Regions from separate parts of the Homo sapiens genome. Here region 1 is linked to region 2. A link is a loop called in an ENCODE intact Hi-C map of the cell type or tissue named here. Cell type or tissue: K562. All regions are shown on one strand. Each heading gives the region's core, and the rest is flanking DNA. Links, peaks and the distances in the headings are about the cores only. Region 1 overlaps ANKRD17 (ankyrin repeat domain 17). Region 2 overlaps ANKRD17 (ankyrin repeat domain 17).

The links. Hi-C counts contacts between places; a loop is a spot of excess contacts. Peaks named below come from ENCODE experiments on the same cell type or tissue, not always from the same donor. Only the 100,000 strongest peaks of a DNase experiment are listed, where the experiment ranks them.
Region 1: a loop joins it to region 2, with 2.3 times the contacts of the local background. A loop is called at or near these places in 8 of 110 quality-filtered maps.

Annotation. Positions count from the first base shown.
Region 1 is chr4:73,172,328-73,189,100 of GRCh38, reverse strand. ANKRD17 (ankyrin repeat domain 17) reads left to right here. Exons shown (of 34, transcript NM_032217.5): 2 at 11,568-11,721. Among named protein-coding and RNA genes, the nearest start is that of ANKRD17, 78 kb to the left of the region's middle. In K562, for the core only: no CTCF peak of the experiment used is centred there; no DNase peak of the experiment used is centred there.
Region 2 is chr4:73,239,510-73,256,282 of GRCh38, reverse strand. All of the region lies in intron 1 of ANKRD17 (ankyrin repeat domain 17), which reads left to right. Among named protein-coding and RNA genes, the nearest start is that of ANKRD17, 11 kb to the left of the region's middle. RefSeq lists an enhancer at 1-333. In K562, for the core only: no CTCF peak of the experiment used is centred there; a DNase peak (open chromatin) is centred at 10,252.

The sequences.
Region 1 (16,773 bases), core at 3,482-11,481, 65 kb after region 2:
ATAATGCTATGTAATTTTGATAGAAGTTGCCTCTAAATTCATTTGGGTTTAGGTGCCGTTTTGAAGGGTTAGATTTATCTGTCATTGACGTTGCTTCAGTGGACATATTCTACTTAGGTTGTCTACCATTTCTTGAGTTAATTTTGATTATCTTTCTTTCTAGAAAACCATCCATTTTGTTTAAGACTTTTAGATTTATTGATTCATAGATGTGCTCAACTTTCTGACTTTAATAACTCCTTATATTTTTCTCTGTCTCTCATTTTTCATAATCATTCTCGCCAAAGGCTTATATCCTCTTTCTAGACTTTACCCAAGAAACTGTGTTTGGTTTTATTAATGAAACTTTTACCTCTTCTCAATTTTCTCATTTTTGTTTTTTCATTATAAATTATGTTGATGCATTTTGATTTGTATTCTATTTTGAAGCTTTTCATTTATTTATTTTAAATCTCAGGTTCTAATGAATTTAATACATTTCAAGCTCTAAATTTTTCTTTTCTTTTTTGTTTTTTTTAGACGGAGTCTCACTCTGTCGCCCAGGCTGGAGTGCAGTGGCACAATCTCGGCTCACTGCAGCCTCTGCCTCCCGGGTTCAAGCAATTCTTCTGCCTCAGCCTCCTGAGTAGCGGGGACTACAGGCGCATACCACCATGCCCGGCTAATTTTTATATTTTTAGTAGAGATGAGGAGTCACCATATTGGCCAGGCTGGTCTCGAACCCCTGACCTCATGATCCGCCTACCTTGGCCTCCCAAAATGCTGGGATTACAGGTGTGAGCCACCATACCTGGCCTAAATTTTTCTTTAAAGATCGCTATGGCTAAATCCCATATGAAATAATATGCTTATAATTTTATTTTTCATTTACTCTGTATTCTGAGAGTTAATAGTAGGCTTTTTTTTTCCTTTTCTTTTTAAATTTTAAAGTAGTGTCGTCATCTTATAGCTAAGTTTTAGTTTCTTTCAACTTTATGGACCAAGAATGTGCCCTTGTATAATTTCTTCATTTTGAAATGTGTTGAGATTTTCTGTTTTGCTTAAGATATGATCAGGTTTTTGTTTTTAAAGACTTTTCTCTGTTTGTGATATACTAAGTTCTAGTTCACTATGAAATATAAGTATTACAGTTAATTACTTCTATTTCTAAATCCTCTTTATCCTGCCCCTGGAAAAATGGTCTTCCATGAAACTGGTCTCTGGTGTCAAAAAGGTTGGGGAGCACTGCCCTAGAACATAGGCTTTTGGCATTATTTCATTTGAATCCTGGCTTTCATATTTTCAAAATAATCAGAAATCTTTGTGATATATTTATGTTATATACTTCTGTTAACAGTGGAGGATGTCCAGGTTCTTGGCATCTGGAACAAAGAATTGGACAAAACACACAAACAAAGCAAGGAAGGAATGACGGGATTTATTGAAAATGGAAGTACACTCAACAGTGTGGGAGCAGGCCCAAGCATTGGTGCTCAAAGGCCTCCTTACAGAATTTTTGAGAGTTTAAGTCCCCTCTAGAGGATTCCATTGGTTACTTCAGTATGTCCTATGTAAATGGAGGAGATGAAGTAAAGTTACAAAGTCATTTATGGCATATACTCTAACAGAGAGGATATTTCCTGTTACAGCCGAAATGTGACTCGGCCTTATGTTCCCTGCCAACAGACCCCATTTTCCTGTCTCACTTCCACTTTTATAACTTTAGTGAATCATATATTAAGAATTACCTGAGATATTAAAAATACGTTGTATTATACTGGTTTCTTTTCTAGCTGCTTAGTCTTGCAATTCCAAGGCTGCCCCTTTCTTGGATGGGTTTTTCTTCTTGAAGTAATATTTTCTCTAAATTCAGAAAATGTTTGTGGCTTTTAAATTTCATAGTGTTTACATACCTAAAAAAATTTCATTATACAGTTTGGAATTTTACTTTCAAACTGTTCATCAGAACTTTTAATTGCACAGATATCTTCTAGCATCTGGTGCTGTATTTAGGAAGTCTGATGTCAGTCTGACCCCTAACAGGTCCCCACTGCTACCATCCTGGAAGTTTTCTAGACTTTATATCCTTAGAAGTTTGAAATGTCACCAGGCTTATGACTACAGGTTTTGTGGTGTGTATATATGTGTGTGTGTGTATCTGTGTGTGTTGTAAAGCCATCTTATAAGAATATTTATATTCTGCAGCTGCTTTTACAATAATTGATAAATGATAATTCCTGGAGCAGGCTAAATTCATAATTGAATTGCATCCTACTATTGATAAGTAATTTTGGGAGAATTTTTGACAAACCATATAACTTTAATTCTGTTACAGAAAAACCACTTAGAAACTCTAGATTTGAGAATTCCATAGAACTTTGTCTTATTTGAAATATTCATAATTTGTCCACTTTGTAAAGTTTATGTTAAAAATTTTATATTGAATTGTTAGTAATGTCATACTCAATTGTTGCAGGCAAATAGCAGTTTGAAGCATAAGAAGTCACGTTTTACGAAAGTGCTATAGAACAAAGCTGTGTTAACTGTTATATCACTGATTCCTAGATTATAGTAGCTGCTTAATATTTGTCAAATTGATAGACAAGTATGAATGAAAAAATATAAGAATAGATCAGTGGTTTATTCTGTAAATAGACTTTTTGAAAGGTAAATTATCTTTAATGAGGTTCACTTTAGTTTTATTTACTATAATCTCAGAATACCATAATGAATCATTGACCATTCTTTTTACAAGAAAGATTTTATTTCTTTAAGTGGGTTTTTATTTTCTTTCAACTTTTCAAATTTCAGTCTTATACTTGGATTAGTGTTCTGTGACATTACTGAAGATTTTGTCTTTGTATGTATAGAAAAAATATTTGAATTGTATTAATTTTGGAATAATTTACCCCATTAAGAATTGTGGTATTTTATCAAAGTTTACCCTTATTTAAGACTATAAAAAATACAGACAAAAGGAATTATTTCTGGGTCATGTTCAGAAGAGACTAAATTGTGATGACTTTACAATTATGAATACTTCTTATTTCTTATTTTATGTGTAAATCTGCTTATCAGTATTCAAAGAACTATAAGAGCAGATAGCCATATTTTTCCAGGCTTACTTGAGAGCCAGAAATTATTATAATTTCTTAATAAATTAAGAATTTATTCAGTCACTGTCATAAAATGATCATAAACTCAAGTTTCTTAATTTTTCTATTCACTTTTTAATATTCAGTTTTTAAAATATGTATTCATATGTAAAATGTATTTCATATTGATAAAACCAAAATTAAGACTGTTGTTGCCTTCAATTATGTTCACATAGCCTGTGCTTTGAATATCAGTGAATATGTTTTATATGTATGAGTTATATAATTCATCCCATAATGATAGCCGTAAGTCATTTCTAATGAACTTTTATTTTTTGTAGCCAAAGTGGTGTTAGTTATGGATTTATGTCTGTAAACCCATTTTATGTTACTGAAATGTCTAAATTGGTCCTAAAAATCAATCATTGACACTTACTAAAAGAAAAATTTAGAAAAAATATAAAATCTTTTTGGAGGGATTTTTCTGCATTGACTGGATTTATTAAGAGATCTTAAAATTTTAAGTATGGTAAATTTTTGACTGAAGATAACTTCTTTTCCTGGAATAAGTGTGGGGATTATTTGTTTTAAAATGCTTTTATAATATAGTCAAAATTTAGAACACCTTTTCTGAAATGTAGATTACTGGTTTAAAATTCAGATTACCAGCTTTTGAGATTCAGTGATAAATAGAGTATTTTCCAGAACAACAAAAACAATAATAAATATTTTTATTTATTACCAGCTTTTGAGATTCATTGATAAATAGGGTATTTTCCAGAACAACAAAAACAATAATAAATATTTTTTATTTATTTTTTAAATATTTTTTATTTATTATTATTTTTTCTTCGGAAAACATCAGATGGGGGATGGGGTTAGTGTTGAATGTAAAGAAGTCTAAATTTTGCGGTTGCCAGCATTTTACTTTTATAAAGTATGTTTATGCTTAGAGACTGGCCCTTTTTTCCATCTTCACCTCACATAATGCATTTGTTTTACTTAAGTTCGTAATTGGTTGTTTTGTCTCTGGTGTCACAGCTGTCTAAAATGATCTTTAACATGGTCTCTAATTATCTTTATTTTACCAGTTATTTGCCTTAATGCTTAAATCCTTCAGTAACTTAATATAAATTCTGAACGCAGCACAGTATTGAAAGGCGCCATCTTCCTGAAGCATCATTGCTTTTAGCACTCTCATTCATAATTGTTTTCTCATTTCTCTGCACAATCACTGTATTAGTATCTGTTTAGTACTTCTTTCAAACTTGTTTGATAGTTATTTGCACATAGAGTTGCCTTTCTTTATTGTGTATTTATGGAAGGTATTGATTATAACAAAATTATTTTTGTGTTTGTATAATCCAATGAGTAGCCTACTGCTTTGCACTTAGTATGTAATTTGTAGTTATTTGTTAAGTTGGAGTTTGTATGTATGGTATCAGTTAATTAAAATATACTAGTTTTCTTTTCTTTTTTTTTTTTTTTTTTTTTTTTTGAGAGGAAGTCTAGCTCTTGTCCCTCAGGCTGGGTGCAATGGCGCTATCTTGGCTCACAGCAACCTCTGCCTCCCAGATTCAAGTGATTCTCCTGTCTCAGCCTCCTGAGTAGCTAGGATTACAGGCACCTGCCACAACACCTGGCTAATTTTTGTATTTTAAATAGCAATAGGCTTTCACCATGTTGGCCAGGCTGGTCTCGAACTCCTGACCTCAGGTGATCTGCCCGCCTTGGCCTCCCAAAATGCTGGGATTAGGCGTGAGCCACCGCACCCGGCCAAAATATACTAATTTTCTTATCCTTTGGAATAAATACGAGTTTATTAAACTACAGAACGAACCATTCTTCTCTAGTATGGCAGTAATATTTCTAACTTGAGGAGTAGTTTGAAATGTAATGCTAACGATGACAGTTGGTCCAAATGACCCCGCATTACCAAATTTCCATGTGACTTTGTGTTTTGAGTGTAGAAGGATTTGAATTACCGTTAATGACAAACAAATTCATTCAGCTCTGACCATTGTTAAAAGACCTTGGTTTTCATTATTAAATATTTGTATTAAGTCAGACTTAATTTGGGGAGAAAGTGAAAAAGAATTCTAATTATCTTAGAAATCTAAGTAATATTACTGTTAAATAATAGTTTTTCTGTTTAAATAAAAGCAACTTCTACAGTGAAATGTCATCACCTTTAGTCTTTCAAAATTAAAAGGACTTAGCATGAACAAAAGTACAGAGACTCGTATAAAAAAAAACTCTATAGACCGGGTAAAAGTGGCTCACGCCTGTAATCCCAGCACTTTTGAGAGGCCGAAACTCACCTCTACCAAAATACACAAAACTTGTGTTTTGGTGAAAACTCATCTCTACCAAAATACACAAAAATCTAGGTGGGCCTGGTATCATGCGCCTGTATTTCCAGCTACTCCGGAGGCTGAAGGAAGAGAAGGAGGCTGAGGTGGGAGAATCGCTTGAACCCAGGAGGCCAGAGGCTGCAGTGAACCGAGATTCTGCCACTGCACTCCAGCCTGCGTGACAGAGTGAGACCCTGTCTCAAAAAAAACAAAACAAAACAAAAAAACCCTCTATATATCTATTTCTCAGATGCAACATTTTCAAGAATTTGCCATGAAGCTTTGTTTTCTTTAAGTATTTGATGACAAATTTCCGACACTATTCCTTCATACTTCAGTATGCATGTCTGAAAAACAAGGATATTTTCTTACATAACCAAAGTAATTCCTTTATATTATCTAATACCCAGTTCACATTCAGATTTCTTGTCTCAAAAATACTGTTTTTACAGTTGTCCTGTTTGAATAGGATTTAAGTAAGACCTATTATTTTGCTGGTTATATCTCTCGAGTCTCTGTAATTCAGAACAGTTCTTACTCTATTCAAAAAAGATTTTTTGCTCCCATTCTACTTACTTGAAGGAAATGGTCAGTTTTGCTGCAAAATGTTCCACATTTTAGACTTTCCTTTTTGGCTTATATTTAACCCAGTGATTCTCAACCTCTTTCTCCTTCATGATTTTTGTTGTTGTTGTTTTTAATTTTCTCTTCTAAGGGAACATTTAGCAATGTCTGGAGACATTTTTGGTTGTTACAACCTGAAGGAGTGTTGCTAACTGGCATTTAGTGAGTATAGGCCAGGGTTGCTGTTAAACATCCTAAATTACACAAGACAGCCCCAAACAACAAAGAATTATCTGGTCCAAAATGTTAATAGTGCTTTTACATTGAGAAACATTGATTTATCTTATTCCTGTATTTGCTTTACTAATTTTCATGTACTGGAAGTTATTTACACGTCTAAAAGTTCTAGTAGATTATTGTTTATTGGGGGGACAAGAATTCTTTATAGGAGGTGCTGTGTATTTTATGTTGCATAAATCGGGGGCATGTTAGGTTTGTTTGTCCCACTTTTAGTAATTAAACAATGGGTTCAGGTAGTTAACAGCCTGATCCCTAAATGTAAAATTTAAAGTCACCTTTCCCAGAGCAGTGTGAAAGTTCAACCCCTTATTATTCCAGCATTGTATTTGCTGGTGGAAAGTATATTGAGCTAGTTAATTGGATAACTGGTCTCTTGGTGCTAGGTATTTAGAAATCTCCTATTTAAATAAAGGTCCTTGTGTCTGGTTTTTTCATGTGTAAACACTGAATTGAACCTGGTGATTTCTACGCCTCTTGCATTTTGATGGTTCTTTATGCCTAAACATCATTTCATAAAATATCCAGCTGGTCAAAACAACACATTCAAACCACTTTAAATACAACTTTTAAAAAAGGCCAGTTGTAACTTTGATAACTTTTTTCCCCCCTTAGAGAATACATTTAGTAAGGACATTTCTTTCCTTTGTCTTCTCTCTTCATGGAAGTTATTTATATATTTCATTCAAATAAAATATTTTCGAATACTTTCTTTTAAATTTTTTTTTTTTTTTTTTTTTTTTTTTTTTTTTTTTTTTTTGGTGGGGACGGAGTCTTGCTCTGTCGCCCAGGCTGGAGTGCAGTGGCTCGATCTCGGCTCACTGCAACCTTCACCTCCCGGGTTTAAGTGATTCTCCTGCCTCAGCCTTCCAAGTAGCTGGGATTATAGGAGTGCACCACCATGCCTGGCTAATTTTTGTATTTTTAGTAGAGACAGGGTTTCACCATGTTGGCCAGGCTGGTCTCGAACTCCCAACCCCAGGCAATGCACCCGCCTCGGCCTCCCAAAGTGCTGGGGTTACAGGCGTGAGCCACCGTGCCCAGCTCAAATACTTATTTTAATTTCTTATTTGGACCATTTTTAATGTTTGTTATGTTCCAGAAGTTGGTTGTGATTCAAAATGATTTTTTTTCTGTAGAATAATATAATAAAAATGCGATAGGTTTCAGAGGGAAAATTCATTTTAGTTTTTAATCTGAACTGTCTCAGCTGGGGATGTGGTATGGCAGAGAGGTGTATGCCCATAATTTAATAAAGGAATACTTATTTTTGTATGTTTATAAGATTGCATCTCTTTATGCCAGTCTCTCTTCACTTGTTTTGTAATGTAACGCGAGCTCTTTCTAGTTGGAAAAAGAGGAACTGGAATTAAAGGAGGAAGTTCTCTTTTTCCTCGCTGAACTTTTATACCTCTTTTTCTTTCTCATTACCTTATGCACTTTCTATCCTGTATTATGGTTCATTTTTACACACACTCATTAAAGAAGTAGGGTCCTACATAGCAAGGCTGGTATCATGCATTTCTTTATCTCCCATAGTATTAAACAGTATTTTTTACACATAGAATGTTTGCAATAAATGTGTGTGTAATAAATCAATGAAGATAGCATTTTGCACCACCTACTACCTAATGTAAGATTCTGTATCTCCTCTAAGATCTATAAAATATACCTTTAGATGTATTTATTGTGATTACCCCTTTGTTCTCCAAATACACTAGAGCCTTTTAGAATCTGAAAGGGAAGAATACCAAAATCATCTGGTAAATTTCACCTTCTTTACAGATTCTGACTTATTCAATAGTTGCTTGAATCCTGACAGTGAGTTAGACACATTTCTAATTGCTGGGTGTACATGACTAAACCAAAAAAAGTGTTTGTTTTTACAGAGCTTAGAAAGACTGTATGTATAATATTCATGTGTGATAAATCTATGAAAAAATTAAGCAGAATTGGGGGTCTAAAGTTATAGATGGCTGAGAGAGAGACTTGGTTAGGTCACATAGGTAACAGCTAAAGCAATTCTGGTACTTAGGCCTTCATATTTTAGCAGTGTCCTTGAAAGTAGCTCCTTCATTAATCATAAATGAGGGATAGGGAGGAAATAATAAATATTCATTCCTGTTCTTTTCTGTCATTTTGATAGCCCCTCTCTTTTCTAAAGCTGTCTATAAGAATTTCATAGTCATTTGAATTTACAGTTTTTTAAGTTACCAAGTTTTGCATATAGTGAGAATAGTGGGCCTAAGAATAACATAAGAACTTTTGTGGAGAAGCTTAAAGTCAGTAGAAAGTAAATGTTTCTGTGTTTATTATATCTCATCAAGAGATGGAAATGCAATTTTCCTAGTAAGTTTTCACCAGGCTAGTTAGGATATCTGTGGCATAGGGGACTTTGTGTAAGACAGTCGCTTCTGATTGAAATTTGATATCTTCTGTGATCTAACTTCTAACCTATCTTTTCAAACCTACAGTAAAACCCTGTGTAAAACCCTGTGTTCTATCACATAGAAATTTTTTACTTGCCAGTCCATGTTCCTTCTTTCTCTTCTTTTATACAAATTAATTTTTTTGGTCAAAATCCTTTTATATTATTCTTTATGCATGCAGTGTCTCCTTTGAACATCTTTAGCACCTCTGATCTCTACCTTTGATTAATCAGTTAACTATATACTGCTTTTTGATGTCTTCTACTTTCTAAAATGTTCATTTAAAATATTGTATTATGGTATTTCATCTATTCATTTTACCTGTTCAATTTCATACATTTGTTTATTTGCTTTTATCTTTTCTTATTAAATTGAAATAATTGTAAATATTTTAATAAATTTCAGATATTAGAAAATTTCATTAGGAAACAGCTTTTTCTTTAGAAAGACTCATCTTCTGGACCTTTGACAATAAAACAAATTTTTTTACTGCTATAATTTTGAATCACTCTTTGCTGTGCCCAAAAATTTGCTTCCTAAAGTATAATACTTTAGTCAGCCTTTAAAATTCTTCCTTTCTCATACTTTTACTACTACCTTTAAAGATAACTTAAAATTAGCCAGGCCTGGTAGTGCATGCCTATAATCCCGTCCTTTGGGAGGCCAAAGTGGGAGGATCACTTGAGCCCAGGAATTCCACATCCTGTTGCTACAAAAATAAAAAATCAGCCAGGCGTGGTGTGTGCCTGTAATCCCAGCTACTTGGGAGGCCAAGGCAGGAGGATTACTTGATCCCAGGAGTTTGAGGCCAGCTTGGGCAACACAGTGAGACTATCCATGTCTCTTTAAAAAAAAAAAAAAAAATATATATATATATATATATATATATATATACACACACACACACACACACACATATATACATATATACACAGATATATATACACACACACATATATGCACACACATATATATATAATTTAAAATATATATAATTTTAAAAAATTGTTTTTGTATTTTTTATCTCCTTGCCATAAGGAGTTATAGATTAATTAAAGTTAATGTAGAACAAAATTTTATGAAATTTAAAAAATATTTACAGAATATTTTTAGAATGTTGTGTTTGTGTATAAAATATTTGAAATCTCAAATGTTATTCCACGTTAAACTGCTTTAGTTTAATGGAACTTTGTAGAGAAACATATTATTTCTTCCCAGATTTAAAATTTAGTATTAAATGTTTTGATTAATTATAGCAGTATTCCTGGTTACTTGATAGTTGACTTTTCAAGATGGAACAGTATCGTTTCTGAGGTTATGATGGTTAAGGATTTATTCCTTAAGTTGTCTTTTTTATTGTTGACCTTCTGGATACTAGGCATGAGCGTGATTGTATTCTAGCTTATTAGTTATTTTTACATCTATTTTGGTTATTGCAGTGTTAGTAGTACCTTAGATTTGTGAAATAAACTGATCATTTTAGTGATATTTTATATAATAATTACCAATTTTTATCACTAAGCAGAAAAGAATATGTTTTAGTACCTATTTGTAAGTAGCACTGTGATAGGGAATATCAAAACAAAACTTTACCCCTGTCTTAGGAGTTTGTTATTTTCTAATTCTTTAAATTTACTTGAATCGGCTAGACTTATATCAGTGTTTCTTAACACAGTAAATAGACCCCTCAGGGCCCAGAGACCATTTCAAGGTGTCCATGAGGTCAAAACTATTTTTATCATAATATTGAGATGTTACTTGACTTTTTTACTATGTTGACATTTACGATGATGGTGCAAAAACAGTGGTGGGTAAAACTTATGGACCCGAAGGCCATGGAAACAAACTGTACTGATATGATTGTATTCTTCACTACCACGTGCTTGAAGTTAAAAAAAAAAAATTAAATGCTAGTTTAAGAATATTCTTGATGAAGCGATAAAATTATTCATTTTATGAAAACTCCCCTTTTGAATGCATGTTCTTTCAATATTAGTGTGTGTAACAAAATGGGAAGTACACATAAAGCACTTTTGCTGCATATAAAAAGTATAGTGTTTGTCTGGAGGAAAAATAACTGCAATTTTTTTAGATGTGAGGTGAATTAGCCTTTTTTCCCCCATGAAATGTCATTTTTATGGTAAAGTACAAACGAAAAACTATAGTTATCAAACTTGGATATTTGGCAAATGCTCCTCTAAAAATGTTTGAAGTGAGTCTGTCACTTTAAGGAAAACAACAATACTTGTTGCCAATGATAAAGTTAAGCTTTGAAGCAAAAATTAGAATTTTGGAACTTGTTTGCCTAGGCTTGACAGCTTTCCAGTACTTAAAGACTTTTTGGATGAAATCAGTGGTGATATTAATGAATGTGATTTTTTGATAGTGATATTTGTTACTTAATTTCCAGTATGGTAAATATCAAGAAATACAGGGTTTATATAAAGTCCTTGGGAGTTCAGTACTTCATTGAGTCCTGAAAGCAAAACATTTAAAAACTGCTGATTTAGTTAGGTCTTCTATTCACAGTTAAAGTTTTCACAACCTAAGCATCACACTCAACCCTACATATACCTAATAACCAAATTAAAGTAGAAAAGAATATTAGTAAAGAAAATTAGGCTGCATATGAGAAATAAAGTTTTGAATTCTTCCACAAAAAAATTTCTTCTTTTGTTAATCAACAGGCTTAGATGTCATGTTGAACTTTTTAGGGTTGCACTGTGTTTACCATTGTTAATTATGTTAACATATTTTTTCCCTCCCCTGCTTTCTTTTTATTTCTCTCCCCTCTTTTCCTTTCGCTGTTCATTTCTCCCTTCCTCCCTCTTTTTGCATTTGTTTTATAGGTGGAGTCTTTCATTTTGGATCAGGATGATTTGGAAAATCCAATGCTGGAAACAGCTTCCAAGTTGCTCTTATCAGGTACTGCTGATGGTGCAGACCTCAGGACAGTAGATCCAGAAACACAGGCTAGACTGGAAGCTTTACTAGAAGCTGCAGGTATGTACTCTACATAGTAATAAGTCTACCTTGTTATGTAAAGTTGCACATCAATCTAATAAAAGCTCTTGTTAAAAATGAATGATATTGGGTATTTAGAATGATACTATTAATAAAGGTTAATTGATTACTTTCTGCTGAATTACATGGAGCGTTTTACTAAAGCATATTGTAATTTTCATTACCAGAGTAAAGTCCATGTGCTACAGTTGACCTTACAAAGAGAGATTTTTCAGTTGAGTTTGATTATTCGTGAATTATGTATTTGTGAATTTGCCTACCTGCAAAAATGCATTTTAACTTCAAAATCAGTACTAGCGGTCTTTCATAGGCATGTATAAAGTGGTGGAACATTTGAATCACCCTACATGCATGCTCCCAGTAGAAGTCGAACAAAGTGATGCTCTACATTCTTGTTTCAGCTCTCCTGCTATAAATAAGTGTCCTTTTGTGGCCTATTTAATGCCAGGTTTTACACATTTTTGTGATTTTTGTTGGTGTTAATTTTTTAATTTTTAATTTTTGTGGGTACATAGTAGGTGTAAGTATTTATGGGATACATGAGATATTTTGATACAGGCATGCAATGCATAATAATCACATCAGGGTAAATGGGCTATCCATCACCTAAAGCATTTATCCCTTGTGTTACAAACAACCCAGTTATACTTTTTTAGTTATTTTTAAGTGTACAATTAAATTATTTTTGACCATAGCCACTCTGTTGTGCTAGCACATACTAGGTCTTATTCATTTTTTCTAACTTTTTTTTTTTGATACTCATTAACCATCCCCACTGCCCCAACTACCCTCCCCAGCCTCTGGTATTCATCCTTCTACTCTATCTTGGCTATTGTGAATAGTGCTCTAATTAACATGGGAATGCAGATACCTCTTCAATATACTGATTTCCTTTCTTTTGGGTGTACACCTAGGAGTGGGATTGCTGGGTCATGTGGTAGCTCTATTTTTACTTTTGGGAGGGACTTCCAAACTGTTCTCCATATGGTTGTATTAATTTACATTCTCACCAATAGTATATGAGGATTCCCTTATCTCCACATCCTCTCCAGCATTTGTCATTGCCTGTCTTTTGGATAAGTCATTTTAACTGGTGTGAAATGATGTCTCATTATAGTTTTGATTTGCGTTTTTCTGATGATCAGTGATGTTGATACCTTTTCATATGTGTATTTGCCATTTATATGTCTTCTTTTGAGAAATGCTGTTCAAATCTTTGACCCATTTTTGGATCAGATTATTAGATTTTTTTTCCTATTGTTTGAGCTCCTTATATATTCTGGTTATCAATTCATTGTCAGCTGGGTAGTTTGCAAATATTTTCTCCCATTCTGTGGTTGTCACTTCAGTTTGTTGATTTTTTTTTTTTTCCTGTGCAGAAGCTTTTTAACTTGATGTGATCCCATTTGTCCTTATTTGCTTTAGGAGCCCATGCTTTTATGGTATTACTCAAGAAATCTTTGCCCATTCTAATGTCCTGGAGAGTTTCCCCAATGTTTCCTTTTAGTAGTTTCATAGTAGAGGTCTTATGTTTAAGTCTTGAATCCATTTTGATTCTATTTTTGTATATGGTGAGAGATCGGGGTCTAGTTTCATTCTTCTGCATATGGATATCCAGCTTTCCCAGCACCATTTATTGAAGAGACTGTTCTTTCCCCACTGGATGTTCTTGGCAACTTTGTCAAAAATGAGTTGGCTGTAGATGTATGGATTTATTCCTGGGTTTTCTATTGTATTCTAGTGGTCTATATGTGTACTTTTATGTGACAATCATGCCATTTTGGTTACTATAACTCTGTAGTATAATTTGAAATCAGGTAATGTGATTCTTTCTAGTCTTGTTCTTTTTGCTCAGGATATCTTTGGCTATTCTGGATCTTTTGAGGTTCCTTGTAAATTTTAGGATTGTGATATGGTTTGGCTCTGTGTCCCCACCAAAATCTTACCTTGAATTGTAATCCCCATTATCCCCATGTGTCAAGGGAGGAGCCCAGTGGGAGGTGATTGGATCATGGGGACAGTTTCCCCCATGCTGTTCTTGTAATAGTGAATGGGTTCTCACAAGATCTGATGGTTTTATAAGGGGCTCTTCCCCTTCCGCTCCTCACACTTCTCTCTCCTGCTGCCATGTGAAGAAGGTCCTTGATTCCTCTTCACCTTCTGCCATGATTGTAAGTTTCCTTAGGCCTCGCAGCCATGTGGAACTGTAGGTCAATTAAACCTCTTTTCTTGATAAATTACCCTGTCTCGGTTATTTATAGCAATGTGAAAACAGACCAATATAGATTGCTTTTTCTACTTCTGTAAATAATGTCATTAGTATTTTGATAGGAATTGCATTGACTCTGTAAGTTGCTTGGGGTAGTATGTACATTTTAACAGTATTGATTCTTCCAACCCATGAACATGGAATATTTTCCCATTTTTCTTGTGTCGTCTTCAATTTTTTGCAACAGTGTTTTATAGTTTCCCTTGTAGAGATCTTTCACTTCTTTGATTAAGTTCCTTCCTAGGTATTTTATTTTATTTGTAGCTATTGTAAATGGCATTAGTTTCTTGATTTGTTTTTCAGATTGTTAGTTCTTGGCATATAGACATGGTACTGAGTTTTGTATGTTGATTTGTTTCCTGCAACTTTGCTGAATTTATCAGTTTTAATAGTTTTTTTGCTGAAGTCTTTAGGTTTTTCCAAATATAAGATTATATTATCTGCAAGCAAGGATAATTTGACTTCTTCCTTATCAGTTTGGTTGTCTGTTTCTCTTGTCTGATTGCTCTGGCTAGGACTTGCAGTACTGTGTTGAATAGAAATAGTGAAAGTGGGCATCCAGATCTTGTTCCAGTTCTTGGGGGGATGCTTTCAACATTTTCCCATTTAGTGTAATGTTGGCTGTTGGTTTGTCATAGATGGCTTTTATTACCTTGAGATATGTCCCTTCTCTGCCAGTTTTGCTAAAGGTTTTAATGATAAAGGGATGGCTGGATTTCATCAAATGTTTTTTCTGCATCATTGAGATGATCATGCAATTTTTGTTTTTAATTCCTTTTATGTGATGTATCACATTTATTGACTTGCATGTGTTAAACCATCTCTGCATTCCTGGTGTGAAACCCATTTGATCAAGGTATATTATCTTTTTGCTATGCTGTTGGATTCTGTTAGCTAGTATTTTGTTGAGGATTTTTGCATCTATGTTCATCAGGGATCTGTAGTTTTCTTCCTTCCTTCCTTCCTTCCTTCCTTCCTTCCTTCCTTCCTTCCTTCTCCCCTCCCTTCCCTCGCCTTCCTTCTCCCTTCCCCTCCCCTCCCCTCCTCTCCTTTCTTGGTTTTGGTATTAGGGTGATACTGGCTTCATAGAATGATTTAGGGAGGATTCCCATTTACCCTGTGGGTTCTGCTGAAGAAAGTTTATGCCCAGTTGAAATTATTATGAAATTCAGTTGGAAGCTTTTTTCACCCTGTGACCCCTCCCTAATTCTGCTAGCTGCCTTCCCTGAGGGCCCTATCAGATGCAGTCAGGGATGGCTTCCCTGGGCTCGAGCTGGAGACTGGGTGTGCTTACAAGGCTCTTCCCACTGCTGCTTCTACCTTTATATTTCATGTGGCTCCCTGTATTCATTTTTGTTATAGGTGAGGTTAAATCCTTCTCCTGTGATCTGGATTTTCAGATTCCCCAGTGGACATGTGTGTTTGGAGACAGGTTTTCCTGCTCTTGTACTTTGGGAACTCACAGTTATTTGACTGTCTTGCAGAATTTGCAGCGATGTGTCACTTCTTTCAGAGAATCTGTGAATTATTTTGGTTTTCCTGGTAATGTTCCTGCAGTGGTTCTTAGAGCCGGAGTTTGTGGTGTGAGTCTCCACATGCTATTCTGCCCATCCAAGTGGGAGCTGCACATTAGCCCTGTCTCCTCTCCTCTCTGCCATCTTTCTTTCTAAGTCCAATGTTTCTTTGTTGATTTTCTCTGTGGAAGATCTGTCCAATGCTGAAAGTGGAATGTTAAAGTCTACAGCTATTTTTATATTGGGGTTCTATCTTTACCTTTAGCTCTAGTATTTATATAGCTTTGTGCTCCAGTGTTAGGTGCATATGTATTTAAAATTGTTATATCCTGTTGCTTAATTGACCCCTTTATAATTATATAATGATCTTGTCTCATATTTTTGTGTTGAAATCTATTTTGTGCAATGTAAGTATAGCTACTCTTGCGCTTTTTTGGTTTCCAGTGGCCTGGAATATCTTTTTCAATCCCTTTATTTTCACTCTGTGTGCATCTTTATAGGTAAAGTGTGTTTCTTGTAGGCAGCAGGTCATTGGGTCTTGTTTTTTATCCATTCAGCCTCTGCATGTGTTTTGGTTGTAGTCCTTTAAGTCCATTTACATTCAGTGTTGTTACTGATAAGTGAAGACTTACTCCTGTCATTTGGTTATTTGTTTTCAAGTTGTTTTGTATTGTTAACTTCCTTCTTTCCTTCCTGCCTTTCAGTGAAAGTGATTTTCTCTGGTGATATGTTTTAATTTCTTGCTTTTTATTTTTTGTATCTATTGTATGTTTTTTGATTTGAGGTTACCATGAGGCTTGCAAATACTATCTTATAACCCATTATTTTAAGCTGATAACAGCTTAACACCACTTCCATAAACAAATTTAACAAGGTAAAAGAAAACCAATGACTCGACACCTTAAGTTTGTCTGCTACTTTTTAACTTTTTGTCATTTCTGTTTATATCTTACTGTGCTGCATATGTCTTGAAAAGTTGTTGTAGTTATTATTTTTGATTTGTTAATCTTTCAGTGCTTCTACTTAAGGTAAGCGTTAACACACCACAGGTACAGTGTTATAATATTCTCTGTAGTTAATATTATCAGTCAGTTTGGTACCTTCAGATGATTTCTTTTTGCTCATTAACATTCTTTTCTTTCTGATTAAAGAAATCTCTTTAGTGTTTCTTGTAGGACAGAAGTGGCGATGATGAAATCTCTCAGCTTTTGTCTGGGAAAGTCCCTCTTTCTCCTTCATGTTTAAGGG
Region 2 (16,773 bases), core at 5,804-13,803:
TGCGGCCTAATAAGCAGAACTTTTAGTAATTCCTTAAATCATGAAGAATGGCTGTAAGTTTGTAGGTATGTTTATTTTGTGGGTCAGGTTTGTTTTCCTTTTGTAATATAGGAATGGTTATGTTGACTTTCACCAACTATGGTAGTATTTCTATGTTTTTAACATACCTTATCCTGTCTTTTACATGGTGTTAAACAATGGGTTTGTCATTTATGAAGATGAGTCAGGAGAAATACGTGTAAGAAAGTGTGCCCATTGGCCGGGCGTGGTAGCTCACGCCTGTAATCCCAGCACTTTGGGAGACCGAGGCGGGCGGATCACCTGAGGTCAGGAGTTTGAGACCAGCCTGGCCAACATGGTGAAACCCCATCTCTACTAAAAATACAAAAAAATTAGCCGAGTGTGGTGGCAGATGCCTGTAATCTCAGCTACTTGGGAGGCTGAGGCAGGAGAATTGCTTGAACCCGGGAGGTGGAGGTTGCAGTGAGCTGAGATTGCACCATTGCAGTCCAGCCTGGGCAACAAGAACGAGACTCTGTCTCAAAAAAAAAAAAGTGTACCCATTTAAAAAATCTATACAGATGAGGGATGAGCAGACAAAAAGGAGTACAGATTGTCTCTGCCCCATCTTCATCTTTTGATCAAAGTAAAGACAAATAAAACTGTAAGCTAAATGGGTGAGTTGTGTAATGTTTTTCTCTTAATTACCATTTTACTGACATGTCAGCAGAAGCCTAACTTTCTGGAGCTAGGAAGTCTTGTGGCTAAAATCACAGTGTTGTCTTTTCTCTAATTCATTCTGTTATAGGCTACACAATAAAAAAAAGTAGATAAAATGATCTTTAAAATTATCCTTCCAGTAAAAATCATCAAAAGATTAAAAAGGAATGTGAAAGGTTATGGTTTTGTGGTATTTAACCTGAAAGGATAACTTTAATTTAACAAAAATACATAGCTTTGCTATAAAGAAATGCTATCTGAATAATCTCTGTATCTGCCAAAAGAGGAAAAATGGAAGGAAACGAGAATCAATTCAAATAAGAGCTTCATTTAATTGTTGAACAATAAGAATATAATTTCTAGACATTGGAGTAGGTTATTGAGAATAGGATTTTACTTTAAAGTATTTCAGAATAGGGTAATCACGTCTTAGATAATTTGCATAACTTCGGGTATACCTGGAAACAAATAAGACCAAGAGCTACTTGCCTCCCTCTCCCCATCTATTTGACACAAAATCTTACATTTAAAATTGAAAATGCATAATTTTCTTGGTTTTCAGTGAGTGACTGACCAATATGGAAAATACAAATATATTTTCTAACATAAAAGCCATGATGCTCTTTCAAATTAGTGGACAAAATTAATTAAATTGCTTTTGACTATTACAAGAAAAAAATCTTATAATTTCAAGAGTTGATACTTTATTTTAGAAATAACATTGCATTCTATTGAATGCATTTTTGAATATGACTGAATGATCTTAGTATTTTTTCTTTCTTTTTTTTTTTTTGGAGACGGAGTTTCGCTCTTGTTGCCCAGGCTGGAGTGCAACAGTCTGATCTCGGCTCACTGCAACTTCCACCTCCCGGGTTCAAATGATTTTCCTGCCTCAGCTTCCCGAGTAGCTGGAATTACAGGCATCCGCCACCAGGCCTGGCTAATTTTTGTATTTTTATTAGAGACAGGGTTTCACCATGTTGGCCAGGGTAGTCTTGAACTCCTGACCTCAGGTGATCCACTGGCCTCAGCCTCCCAGAGTGCTGAGATTACAGGTCTGAGCCACACTGCGCACTGCAATCTTAGTATTTTCTAAGGCAGAATTCAAAGGGGGAGAAACATTTTTGTTGAAGATGCTTAAAGTATAAATACAGTAGGAGTTGATCAGAATTTCATCTGTTTTTGTAAGTAACCTGTGACTAAATCAAGAGATAAACCTAGTGAAGAAATTTTAGACAAAGGGAGCCGGTAAATAAATTAGTACTGACTTAGTATTGAAAGGATTTGCAAGGCCAGGGAGGATCTGTTTACAGACAGAAAAAGAGAGTTGAAAATGAGGGAGAAAGAAAAAATATTTCAGAATTAGGCTGTGTTCAGCTTCATTTGGAAATATTCTTGTTTGTTTTTTATTGGAAAAGTGCTATCTAAATTCCTTTTTTGTAATGCTTAGAATCCTAGATTAGCCCAGAGAAGCTTGCTTGTTTCATCTCTTAATTGATGTAGCAGTATTTGTAAACTAGATTTTAAGATCTTTGAAGCAGTAGTCTGTCTTAATTATAATTTATCTTGTCTTCTCTCCTGCTTAAGCACAGTACTAGAAAAAAACAAAACATTTTTAGTGAATAACTAGTACTTAGGGAGGATTCAGCATTCATTTAGGGAAAGAAGAGAAGGAATGGAAATTCTTCCCTTCTTGGATCCAGGGCTTCTGAATAGCTGAAGTTCAGATTTCAACATTTTCCAATTTCTTAATTCCTTTTCGTAGTGATGATGATCTTCTCTAAGTATTAAGGGGAGAGCCAGTTAAACTAATAGGAATTGATGAATGCCTGGTAAGTACCTTAAGCCTCCTAAAATTTTTAAAGAGTAAATAAAAATGAATACTTATTCAGTACCTACTGTTTGTGAAGTCTAGGTAAAGGTTAAAAGTATGGATTTTGGAGCTTGGATTTAAATCCTTGATCCATCATTTACTAGCATTGTGACCTTGGCCGAGTTTTTAAATCTCTACTGCAATTTCCTCATGTAAATGGTATAAATGGTAATGATAGTAGATTCTACCTTATAACATTGTTATGAGAGTTAAATGAGTTAATACAATTTTCTCGTATTCTCATTTTATTCTTGCCATAACCCTATGAAGTAGGTGCTGCTATATTTCTTTCATTATTCAATAAATGTTTGGAGTTCCTACTATGTGCTAGGTATTGTGCTGTACTGCGTGAGCAATGGTGAACAAAACTTGTAAGTCACCTTGATTTAAAAATACACCAATGAATAAATATTATAAGTTTGGGGAGGTGTGAGAGTGAGCTTAAGTGGTTAAATGTACATCTTGAATAATGTGTGAGTTTCAAAGTATACAAATGTTGGCAGGGAGCATTCATTTTACAGGTAAACATACTGGCATAGAAGGATTTTAGGCAACCTCATCAGGGTCACATAGCTAATAAATGTCAGAATGGGATTGAACCTGGGACTGTTAGATTCTACGCCTCCTCATTCATTCATTTATTCTCTCACTCATTCACATGCTCTGTTATGCTGTATGGTGTTGAGTACCATATTTCAGATATTGGCACATTCGGCTTGTATAAGGGGAGACGCTTTTTTGCAGTTGGACGGCCATTGAAGACAAGTTGGTCACCCCAAGTTTTCTTTCCAGTTCTTCTGAAAAACTCACTAAAGAAAAAGAAAGCAAGAAATACAGAAAAGTATAGAAAAATAATCCATATTCCCACCACCTAGAATTAAGTTGTTAACAAGATGAAAACTTCATACTGAAAAACCACCCTTTCTAGAGGCGATTTACCACTTATTCCTTGCCTTTCAAAATATTTACTTTTCAAGGTAATCTCTCCTTATTAATTTGAAAAAAAAAATGTTTCTTTTAAATAGAGATTGTTAACTTGGGGTCTGGCTAGGCTGTGAATCCTCTGATATTAAACAAAAGATTTTGTTGAAGGTGCTTATAAGGCTTTATTTTTCTTCCTTTCTGCTCTAGCCCCATATGTGCAGGATTTTCATTAGATCCTCAAAGAGTTCTGTGACCCCCACCCTCTCCCTCCTACCTTGTTACTTTGAAACATTCTCACTACAGATTTAGTGGGGAATTTGGTCATTTATTTGGATTATTAAGAGTTTGGAAACTGCTTCTAACTAAGCAGATGATGTGGTAACAAAGAAGGCTTATTTGTGAAATAGTGGGTCCAAGATTGATCACATCTTTCTGGTAAACCAGCCTTATGCCTACTCTCTTTTCTCTTATATCTTCATGTTTTGCCCTTTAATTAATGAAGCAGTTTACATTGTGTGCTGTGGACTGTCATATCTGAAAGCAAAAGCCTTGTCTTACTCATCTGTATATCTCCTGCTATACAGTACCATGTGTCTTATGTAAGTCTTTGTATCTCTGCTAGGTTCTCATGAAGTCCCATCTCTGTAGTAAGAATAACTCATAAATATTTCTTTATTAGCCACCTACTGTGGGAAATCTTTGGGACTTCAAGTCTTGAGGTAACAGAACTTGGTTGCAGCTATTATTTACAGTAGATCCCTGTGGGATGTTTTAATTGAACCATTATTTTTAGTTTAGTCATTTTTAACCTCACCAACTTAACTGGAGTTAGTATTGTGAAAGTTTTCAGTGTTTAATAAGCATCAAAGTAGCATATTTTGACTCTCGGAAATTCACTAGACTATCTGTTTCTGCTGTTACCTGATTATGCCATCTAGTTGATTAGGAAAACAGTTTTTAGGTCCTTGAGGCAGTGCAGTTGCATTTATGACAGTAGTTTATCTGAATTTTTATAAGGATAATTTAATGGGTTAAAAAATGTGGATTTAATGAGGACCTTCATAATTTTTCCATACTTGACCACAGATGAAAGGGAATTTTTACTTCACATTGGTATGCGAAGTAGTGCCTGCTGGTACCACTTATATTTTTGTTAGGACCAGTAGGAGGCACCAACATCCATGGTGTAACCTACACCAAACCTAACTTTTTTCAGCTTTCATCTTTTCAAAAAAAAAAAAAAGTAAGTCATTAGGGAATTGAAGGTGGTGGGTAAATACGAATACCCTTCTAGTCCCTTGAATCTTACCTATCTGGTACAGTTATGTCCATCCACTTCTTACCCAGAAGCAAAATACCCTTTCTGACTTAACAGTGCTTCACTTCTTAACATTTTTTTGTCTTTAGAAATTATTATTATTCATTCCTGAAGGGATGTAGAGTTGTGGGACAATATAGGTATCATTTTTATAATGATTTATAATTTGGGGTTTCAGTTATTGAAAAGGGAAATGTTAACTGTTATTTTCCCCAAGCATGCTATGAAACTTCAAATAATATAGCTCTAATTATTGAAAGCATAACTTAGACTGCCTTCTGTCCTGTGAAACTCATAAACATTACATGATCTTTTAAAGGAGTCAACTTTTTGTGTGTGTGTAGAGATGGCGTCTCACTTTGTTGCCCAGGCTGGTCTTGAACTCCTGGCTTCAAGTGATCCTCCTGCCGCAGGCTCCCAAAATGCTGTGGGATTATAGGCGTGAGCTACTGCATCCAGCCTGGGGTTAGTTTTTAAGTTTACTTCTGAGTGAGACTAGAGATAAAAGAGAGTGGGGAGAAGGAAATGTAAAGATTTTACATTTGAAACATCAGAGTGCTAAAAATAGAAAAATTAGTCGGGCGTAGTGGCTCCCGCCAGTAAGTCCCAGCTACTTGGGAGGCTGAGGCAGGAGAATTGCTTTAACCTGGGAGGCAGAGGTTGCAGTGAGCAGAGATCGCGCCCTTGCACTCCAGTCTGGGCGACAGAGTGAGACTCTGTCTCAAGCAACAACAACAACAACAACAACAACAACAACAAAAACCGTTACAGTACTTGAGGAATTCCTATTGGAGCCATTATTAGTGTCTTTAAAAACAACTCTTTTTTTCTGTTTTTTTTTTTTTTTTTTTTTTTTTTGAGACAAGGTCATCTATGCTGGAGTGCAGTGGCGTGCTCTCGGCTCACTGCAACCTCCACCTCCCGGGTTCAAGCAATTCTCATCTCACCTTCCTGAGTATCTGGAGTTGCAGCGTGAGCCACTGCGCCTGGCTAATTGTTTTGTATTTTTATTAGAGTTAGGGTTTCACCATGTTTGCCCGGCTGGTCGCAAACTCCCGGCTCCAAGTGATCCGCCCGCCTTGGCCCCCAAAGTGCTGGGCTTGCAGATGTGAGCTACTGTGCGCAGCCTTTATAAACAATTTTGATATATGGTGAAATTTCTCAAAGCTTGCTGATCATAGTGAATTATGCTGATAAGAATGGGAAACAAGATTATTGGGAATAAATTGAAAAATATTAAATAGGTTTTTATGCGTCAAGGGTAAAAAAAATGTGTTTTGAGTAAATGATCTGAAATACAGCATGCTTTTTTGGTAAAAGCTTAGTATAATGTAGGGTGAAGTTAAGGCGTTGGCGATAACCAGAATCATAATTCTCATTTTAAATAATGCTATGCTACATCTGCACAAAATAGATTATGTATATTTTTGGCTGCTGTACCATGAAAATGATGACTAAAACGAGGTCTAGAGAGGGATAGTTTAAAAATGATGGTAGGGCTAGAGATGGAATCCATGATTGAGGAGGACTGTAGATTTTACTTAACTATATTCTTTCTTTTTAATTTATTTTTATTTTATTTTATTTTTTTTGAGACGAAGTCTCGCTCTGTCTCCCAGGCTGGAGTGCAGTGGCGCCATGCCGTCTCACTGCAACCTCCGCATTCCAGATTCAAGTGATTCTTCTGCCTCAGCCTCCCAGGTAGCTGGGGCTACAGGCGCCGGCGCCACCACGCCCGGCTAATTTTTGTATTTTTAGTAGAGACGAAGTTTCACCATGTTAGTCAGGCTGGTCTCGAACTCCTGACCTTGGATCCGCCCCCCTCGGCCTTCCAAAGTGCTGGGATTATAGGCGTGAGCCACAGCACCCGGCCGATTTTACTTAAGTATATTCTTATTGCTTATTACTTCATACTCAAACTGACTTATAAGGTAGAGAAAATCATAATGTGTACCAGATAGTGCTATTTCAGTTTAGAAAATAAATTCATTTTTTATTTCTTGAGATTATTTGAAAGTACATTGTAGAAATGGCACATTTATGGAACTGCTTTATGGCTGTGCCTCTCTTGCAGGGAATTTTGCCTCCCCCTTTCCTTTTCCCAAAAATACTATTAGCTTGCCTAATTTAACCTTTCACTTTTTTTATCCCCATCTTCCCCCACAAAAGAAAGGAATAGAAAAGAAAAATACGAAAGTGAAGAAATAAGAACCTGCTCTAAAGTTATTTCTTGGTCTGGGTTTCTTTATGGATCATCTCTTAATTAGCTTAAAAACATTTGATTGAAACCTATTTTGGAAGTATCTATGGAAAGGTTGGTTCCATTAGTTTGGAATTTAGAATAAATATATGTTACCATAGAGATCTATTTTCCTTTCCCTCTTTTCCTGTCAACCTAAATGTGAAGATTGACAAGAAAAGGAAGCCCACCTGTTTGTGTTACAGTTAGTGTTAGAAATGCCTTTGACCCCATTGTTGTCTCTTTCTTTCTCTGTGCCATGTTTATTTTTTTAATGGCATTAATAATGAAAACAGTCTTGTTTCAAAGCCTCTAGTATAGCACATACTAGAATTAACTCCTACAGGAGTTAATTCTTTTACCTGACAAACATTTATTATCTCCTATGTGTGGCTGTTTTCATTGTCTAATCTGAACTATTTCCTTCCCAGTGAATATGAAAAAAAATTATATTTAAAATTATAGCTGTATATGTTAAATATGAATAAGTTAATTTGTACATATTGTAGTTAGTAAAACTTACATACATTGAAACTTAGCACAATGATAGAATTCAGTTTTCCACGTGATTATTAGCTATTATCTAATCTTATTAGCTATGATTATTAGCTAATAGTTTTATCACTATTAGTATACTCTCTGAACTAAATTTATTTAAGAAGCATTATTAACATCTAGCAAAATTACCTAGGTATTATAAGGGTTTTGAAGAAATGGGGACATTATTTCTAGATTCATAAAATTTAAATTTTGTTGAGATAAAACTAGTAATAATTTAAAACTGTGAAGATGATTTTAGCCCCGTATAAATCCTATACTTTTTTGGGGCATCTATGTTCATTTTTGGTGTAACTGTGTGCCTTATGATCATAGGGATCATTTTGTTTTGGTTTTTGAATACTAGTAGGGTAGACTTTATATCTTTTATGAGTGTCTCCTGGAATACTCAGTGATTTTTGATATTTTGTTTGTTCTTAAGATGAGGTCTGTATGTACGATTTTTCTAGAGTGTCCTTGACAACTAGATTATACTAAAGAGTCATCCATTCTAATTTTACCTTGAAGGTTTTATAGTAAGAAAGGAGAGTATCTATATTAATATACTTGTGATTGATGCAGGTGGAGATATGTTAAAATATGAAGATTGAATTACAAGACAGTGTAGGATGAAAATTCTTAAGATTTTAAATATAGCGTTACATATAATTAAATGTTATTCATTAATTTATACCTATTTGTAGAAACACATATTTGCAGAAAACTTGACAAACTCAAAAAGATCTAAAGAATAGAAAAATCACCTATTATTCTGTCTTCAGAATTAATCATTACCTGAAATACGTCTTTTCATTCTTTTTCCTTGTTATGTTGTAGTGAAATTATCACAAAGAGCAGAGGTACCACTTAGAAATTTTGCTTGCTGAAATTTTTATTGATGAGCTTTCTTCAAATATATCAATTGAAGAGATGAGTCTTCAGATTATGATTTTTATATATTTAAAAATAAAAACTAATGACGGTATTTATACTTACAAAAATGTCTTCTAGTATATAGGGCTTTTTATTCCATTCTTAGAGTAAATGCTGCTAACAGTTGGTGTATATCAAATGTTTGTTTCTTTCTTGAGACTGAGTGCGTGTGTGTGTGTGTTAGAGTATGTTAATATTTGCCACATTATTCTCATTTACTTATGAATGTTCCATAATATAAATGTTCATAATTTATTTGATCTTTTATTTTGGTAGACATTTAGATTGTTTTCACTACATTGCTATTAGTGAAGTGAACATCCTTGTACAGTTATTTTTGAGTATGAAACTATTTCTTTGGGATGGATTCCTGGAAATGGAATTGTTGGGCTAGAGTATGCACATGTTAAATTTGATAAATACTCTCAAGTTTTGCTTGCATCAGCAGTGTATGAGAATGTTCCTAGATGTGGTTAATTTACTTAGTTTTAAAAATCTGTTAAACAAAAAATGGTGTTTTGTTTTCATTTTTCTGATTACTGTCAACATTGAGTATAAGTTTTTTAATCTTTGTTTTTCATTTGGATGTCTTGAAAATTTCCTGGTTTATCCTTTACCTATTTTTCTATTAGGATTGTCTTGTTGTTTTCTTATTGATTTGTTGATAGTATTTATAGTATTAATTTTTCATAGTGTTATGTGTTACAGTATTCTCCCTTGACATTGTTTTCACAACATGGAAAAATTTATTGTTTAGTAAAATGTATTATTCTTTTATGACTTCTGGAGAACTTCCTCACTCCAGTATTTAACAATTCTTAGAAATTTTTCTTTGTACTTTGTTTTTCAAAGATACATGGATCTCTTTTTGGATATAGTATTTAATTCTTGTGTCTGTTTCTTATTTACTCCTTTTTATAGCAGTTGACTGATTCTTGCTTCTTAAAATGTAATCCTCTCTTCCTCATGTAATACCACCTTCTCCTGTTTGTACCTCACTGTTTTTTGTTGGTCATCTTGCTTCCTTTTACCCCGCACAGCAAACATACTTTGATTATTTACCTCATTGGACCCTTTTCTGTTTTGTGTCTGGTCTCATTTAGATGATTTTAACTATTGTGTCGTTACATATCTATATACCAGTGACTATCAGGTTTACAGCTCCAACCTAAACCTTTGTTTTTTTTGAGAATTGGGCTCACCCTTCTGGCCACCTACCATTTGTGCAAACCTTTCTTCCAACACCTAATTGTTTCTTTCCTCAAGAGAATCAATTCAAAGTCCCATCCAGTTACTACATACAGCTCCAAGTGAAAGATATATACAAAATGCTTTTCCTCCTAATTCAGAGAATTCTAGTGATCTATAAAGCAATAAACAACTATCTCTCCCTCTTTTCACCCAACCCATTGTGTAGTAGTGAGTAGGAATAGGATAATCATAATGAAAACTCTTCTAGAGAAGGGAAGAATAGGAAGTACACAGCAGTCATTGGTACATATTAATAATGAAATCCTTCGGGGGAGGAGTTGTGACAACTTTGCTCTGGCTACTGAGTAATTTTCTTGGTTATACTGATTTTCCTCTATGAGAGGAATGCTCTTTTCACTGCTGTCTGTTTCCTTTGCTTAGTTCTTTAGATGATTCTTTCTTGTTTGTTATCTTCCTTAGCCACATTTGAAGTAGTAGGCATTGGAGGGTGTGACATCCCTAGGAAGTGTACAACTTTTGTAGCCCCCTACCTGTTGGTATAGATGCAGGGCCGGTAGGGTTACTTAAAGTTCAAGTGTAAGATTTTTAGGCCAGTAATGTAGTTTGTTGGTAAAACTCTTTCAAAAACATAATAGATTTCTTTTCTGTTTTTCTTAGATCGGGACTATGTAACAATAACTATAGCAAAATATCTCTTAGTCCTAAGTTTTGGAAACCAGCTGATTCTCTTATTTACTGGTCTCTGTGCTAGGCTAGCTCCTCTCTCCCTTAGGTTTCCTGGCTACCTCGAGAGGATCTGAAATAATAGTCTTGGATGATGTATCAGTAAGGGTTTAACCAGAGAAGCAGAGCAAGTAGATTTATATATGATTGTTATGTATTAAGAGATTTATTACAAGGAATTTGGCTTACATGATTGTGAGGGCTGGCTAAGCAAGTGTGAAATCTGTACGGCAGGCAGTTAGTGGGAGAAGATTGTGGGCAAGGTGGAATCCATGGGCTTAGGCTGAAGCTGTTCTCCATAGGCAGTCAGGAAGGGAAGATACAGCGAAGAGAGAACAATTGTAGACTCAGCTGCTGTTTGGAGTCTCATTTGCTCGGAAGAACCTGATCTCTTTTAAGAGCTCACCTGACTAGGTCAGGCTCACTGAGGATGATCACCCTGGCTTAAAGTCAGTTGATTAGGAACTTCAATTACATCTGCAAAATCCCCTCACAGCAGTACCTAGATTAGCATTTGACTGAATAATTGAGAGAAGGTATTTGTGCTACAAAATGTCTGCTGTCCTGTCTTCTTTCTAAGAAGAAACCATTACAGGTGGAAAAGCAACACTCTTAACTTGATCTTTGCTACTACCTGACAGAGAACCCTTGAACTCACAAAGTTATTTCCTGGTATTTAGAGCACAGAAGCAGCTGCCTTTTCCATCCTGGGAGGCCCCAAATTACTGGACTCTTGTAGGTCGGAGTTTGCCACTGAGAAAGCTTCTTTTTAGTAGCACTGTTTTCATGTCTGTCTCTGCTTGCAAACTGCTTTATAGGTGAATTGATCTTTCTTGTTGATCTTTAAATAGCCAACACACCATATTTCGAGTTTTTCTAACTGCTTTTCTTAGAACTACAAACTTAGTAGGCATATGATGTGCCCTTCCAATTATTGCAGGCAAGAGTTTTACTAAATGTTCTGCAACTGTATAGCACAGATCATTAGATCTCCAGCCTGAGATGTTTCCTTGCTACCTGTTCTCTAAGCCTTACCAGAGATTTTAGGAGTTTGTTAGAGCAGCGTGTCATTTCCAATTAACTGTATTAGTTAAGGTATAGGATGGATCATTTGAACAAAGAGACTCCAGAACACATCAGGCAAGATAGAAGTTTGTTATTCTTTTATGTGCTACTCCAGAGGTAGACCTTCAGGTTATTCACACATCTAAGTATCTGCTGTCTTGCACTTGATACACCATCCCTTAATCAGTGCTGTCCAATACTGTAGCCACTAGCCACAGGTTGCTGCTGAGCTCTTGAAATGTGGCTAGCGCATCTAAGGATTTGAGTTAAATTTTTTTTAATTTTTAATTTAAATATTACATGTAGCTAGTGGCTACCATATTGGAGAGTGCATATGTAGAATATTTCCATCACAGAAAGTTTTATTGGACAGCTCTGCTTTGGAGTGTTCATCTACAAGATCTACTGTGGCTCACTAGCATCATGTCCATGTTTCAGCCTGTTATGGGCTGAACTGTGTGTCCCCAACATTAATATTAATATTTTGAAGCCCTAACCCCAAGTATTTCAGAATGTGATTGTACTTGGAGATAAGTCCTTTAAAAATGTAATTAAGGTTCAATCAGGTCATATGAGTGGGCCTTAATCCATCTGACTGATGTACTTATAAAAAGAGGACATTTGAACACAGGACACCGGAGATACATGCCCACAGAGAAAAGGCCATGTGGGGATACAGCAAGAAGGTGGTCATCTGTAAGCCAAGGAGAGAGGCCTCAGGAGAAACAAATCTGCAGACACCCAGATCTTGGACTTACAGTCTCCAGAACTGTGAGAAAATAAATATCTGTTGTTTAAACTACCCAGTCTATGGTATTTTGTTATGGTAGCGCTAGTAAACTAATACTGGAGAAATAAGAAACAGAAAGGTCAGCATAGGTAACTTCCTTTTGAGGAATTGACCAACAAGTTGCCAACGTCATTTTCCATTATATCCCATTGACCAGAAATTTCTTACGCAGCCATATCTAAGACTCAGCTCTTGCTGAGTGGCCATGTACCCAGGTAAAACTTGTGGAGAAGTAGTCTTTTGCTAAAAGAAGGGGACTGTGGATATTGGAGGGTAATTAATGTTTTATATTGATACAATTCTATGATTATATTGTCCTTATGACTACCAAAACAAGAATGAAAGTCATTCCTGGTTCCTGAAATAATCTTGTGGGCCAAGCTTTGGTCATGTGTCCATTCTTGAACCAGCCACTATCACTAAGGAAAAAGATGCTTTGTTTAGGACTAGGTCATGTTTCTCCACCCTATGTAGGAGGTAGACTAGGAGAGGTCCATTCTACCTCCAAAATATGTCTTGAATTTTTCTCCTTCTCTCCTTCTCCACTACCATCGCCTTAACCCTGGCTATTTTCTTACTTGAACTTCATAGTAGCCTCCTAATTTGATCTCCTGGCTTTTTCTCCTGAATCCCCATTCTTCATTCATTCTTCACGTAGCATTAGGCTAATCTTTCTGAAATGTCATTGTTATTTGATTTCTCATTGCTTTTAGAATAAAATCCAAACTCCTAACTTGCCCCACAGAACTTTGTATGGCTGCTCCTTGTTGTTCCAGCCCTTCTAGTTCCTTGACTGTCGTCTAGTAGCACTGACCCTCCTTGTTTTGAAACATGCAGACTTTCTAGCTAGGGTCTTTTTACTTTCTTCCTAGTGTGGTGTTCCCCTGGTTCTTTGTTTTTTCTCATCCTTTAGTTTTCAGCTTAGATATCCTTCTTCGTCCAGTATTGTTAGAGGGAACTTTCTCCCCTTACACCACTTCTTCTTTTACCTCCCTTTTAGTTTTTTGCCTTAACTGAGTAAGTTGCACTGTAGTGAAACATAGGAAAGAGCCCTGTTGGTTTTTCACCAAGCTTTATTAGTATTAAATATTTAGTAAACTCTTATGTCTGTTTCTTACTACGTGGAAAGAAGTTTGTGGGTGGAAGTGGGGTGGGAGACTTTGAGTGAATTTCACAGTTGAACCTTGGCGAAATTATTTTTATAAGCCACAAGTCATTGAATATCTGGTTTCATATGATTCAGCCTAATATGTTAGCATGGTTTGGTATCTTAGAAGGCAGTTCTCACTCATTGAGCTTCTTTCTCAAGAGTTTTGGATATTGTTCATTTAACATGTCAGACATGCTTTAGAATCATCTTTTGTACGTGACCATGAAATATTCTCAGATTATACATTGAAATTTGTGTTAATTTTGGAGAGAAATATATGTATAATACTGAATATTCCCATTCGGAAACATGGCATACTTATGTATTTTCAGGCCCTTCATCTGTCTTTAATAAAATTTTAGTTTTTGTATAGATTTTACACATTTCTTGTGGAATTTATTTCAGATTATTTTATAGTTCTTCCTGCTATCATGTATGGTATATTTTATTCCATTATACTTTCTTAATTAGTTATTGTTGGAATATAGGAAGCTATTGATTGGCATATTTTAATCTTGTATATGGCCACTAAACTGAATTCTTGTATTCAGTTTATTCTGTTGAATTTTCTGACTCAAATGTCATATTGATTCCAGTAAATTATTTTTTCTCTCATTTCCAGTATTTGTCCCTTGTGTTTGTTTTTGTTCTCTTATTGCGTGAGTTTTGAACCACCCCCAAAATGTTGAATGTCAGTGGTAACAGAGGTTATACTTGTCTTTCTCTTATTTTTAATGGAAGTGCTGTTGTTTTACTACTAAGTATAATGCAGATATCTTTTATCAATTTAGGGTACATCACTTTTTCTTAAATTACTTAAGTTTTATTAGAAATAATGTACTAAATTTTATCAAATGCATTTTTGGCATCTTTTGAAATGGTCAGTTCTTTTTCTGCCCCTTCAGTATGTCCATATGGTGAATTGTAATAAAAGATTTCCTAATTTTAATTGTGTTTTGAATACTTGGTATGATGAATTATTTTAATGCACTGTTGGTTTAGTTTCATTAATATTTTAATTTATATTTTCTATGAAGATTATTCATGTTAGTTTTTCAAATTTATTTGAAGAAACTGTAAATATTTTTTCCTTACATCAGTTTTGTAAAGATACTCATTTTACAGATTCAGTTTATGTGCATCCTTTTTCCTTTTAGTCTTATATGTTGTGTTTTTAACCTTATTGGCCACTGAAATGTTAGAAAGAAGTTAGAGTAAGTGGTTTATTTGATCTTTTTATAGTTTAGTAATTTTTTAAAAAGTGGCTTTAAGTAATTTAGTACATACCTCTTTTTAAAAATAATAACTTACTAGTTAGTTAATATACTATTCTCGAGGTTCATTTATGTTGTAGCATGTGACTGGATTTCCTTTTAAATATTCCATTGTATGTATAGATCACATTTTATTTATCCATTCATTAGTTAATGGACCGTTTGGGTTGCTTCCATCTCTTGGCTAGTGTGCCTCTTAACTTTTACATTTTATTCATTTATTTCAAATTTATATGGGTTCATTGAGGGGAATAGGAACTTAATCTTGTATTTCCAAATAGTTAATCAGTTGACTTATCTGTTTCATAGTCTGTCCTCATTATTTGAATAATGCCTTTATTTTATGTATTTCCACAATACAACAATAAACCAAATATCTGCTCAGTATATACATCTTTATAAGTACTGAATTTGGGCCGGGCACGGTGGCTCACATCTGTAATCCTAGCACTTTGGGAAGCCGAGGTGGGCGGGTTGCCTGAGCTCAGGAGTTCAAGACCAGCCTGGGGAACATGGTGAAACCCCGTCTCTATTAAAATACAAAAAAAATTAGCTGGGTGTGGTGGCATGCTCCTGTAGTCCCAGCTACTCGGGAGGCTGAGGCAGGAGAATTGCTTGAACCCGGGAGGCGGAGGTTGCAGTGAGCCGAGATTGTGCCACTGCACGCCAACCTGGGTGTCAGAGCAAGACTCATCTCCAAAAAAAAAAAAAAAAAAAAGAATAAGTACTGAATTTATATAAGCTGAAGGCCTGAATACTAAAATTGGCTACTTGTACTAAGCAGTTTCCTGTGTTTGTTAAGTAGCTAACATCTGTGTGGGGTTTTATGGTTAAAGGAATTTTAGATGTTTTCCACTTAATCAAGTCAGTTATGTGTTTTTTTAAATTCTAATTTTTTTAGGCACAGGGTCTTGCTCTGTTGCATAGGCTGGAGGGCAGTGGCATGATCATAGCTCACTGCCGCCTCGAAATCCTGGGCTCAAGTGTTCCTCCCACCTCAGCCTCCCAAGTATCTGGGACTACAGGTGCATGCCACCATGCCTAGCTAATTTTTTTTTTTTTTTTTGTAGAGATAGTCTTGCTGTGTTGCCCAAGTTATTCTAGAACTCCTGGGCTCAGGTGATCCTCCTGCCTTGGCCTCTCAAAGTGCTAGTATTCCAGGCATGAGCCCATGTGCCCAGCCAAGTCAGTGATCTTTTGAAGCAATTTTTCTTCTTTTATTGCTTAAACCTCTAAACAGGCTTGACATTTTTTTTTCTTTTCTCTTTCCCTCCCTTACAGATTCTAGTACAGAAGTACTTTTATGAAGAAAATATAAGCAATGCCAGCATCTATATAGTGTTCTTACTGATTTGATGATGCCCTTAGGTTGTCTTTGAACTTGAAAATCTCTATACATTATTATTGCAGGACCTATAAACTATGACTGTTGTGTAGTTCTCTTGCACTATCTTTCCAATGTTCTTTGAAGAACTGTTTCACTGTTTATTTTATCTATTTCAAATGAACTAGGAGTAATTTAAAACTTACATAGTTGCTGTTCAGAAAATGTCAAAAAAGAAGAGCTTGTATAAGATACAATGTAGATAAATTTAATTCTATTGAGGGGGTAATATCCTTTTAAGATACAATGTAGATAAATTTAATTCTATTGAGGGGGTAATATCCTTTAAACCAAACTTGTCTAAAGTTTTCACCAAATGTTAAACTGTGAGTAATGTTTTCTTTTTATTTATCCATTTGATTTTTTTATATTGGAGGAATCTTAAAATTGCAGTATCTTTTTCCACTTTTATTAAATCATATAGTAACTGTGAACTGAAAATTTAAACAGTAGAGGAAGATACAGAGTAAGAGTTGAAGATTTTTTATATCCCTAGGTGTAAATTGTAAGTGTATGTAATCCTATGCCTTTTTCTGTGCATTTTCACACATATACAGATATATCTATGTAATTTTGTTTTGCATAAATGAGATCATTATAAAAATATTGTTTGAAACTTTCTTTTTAAATT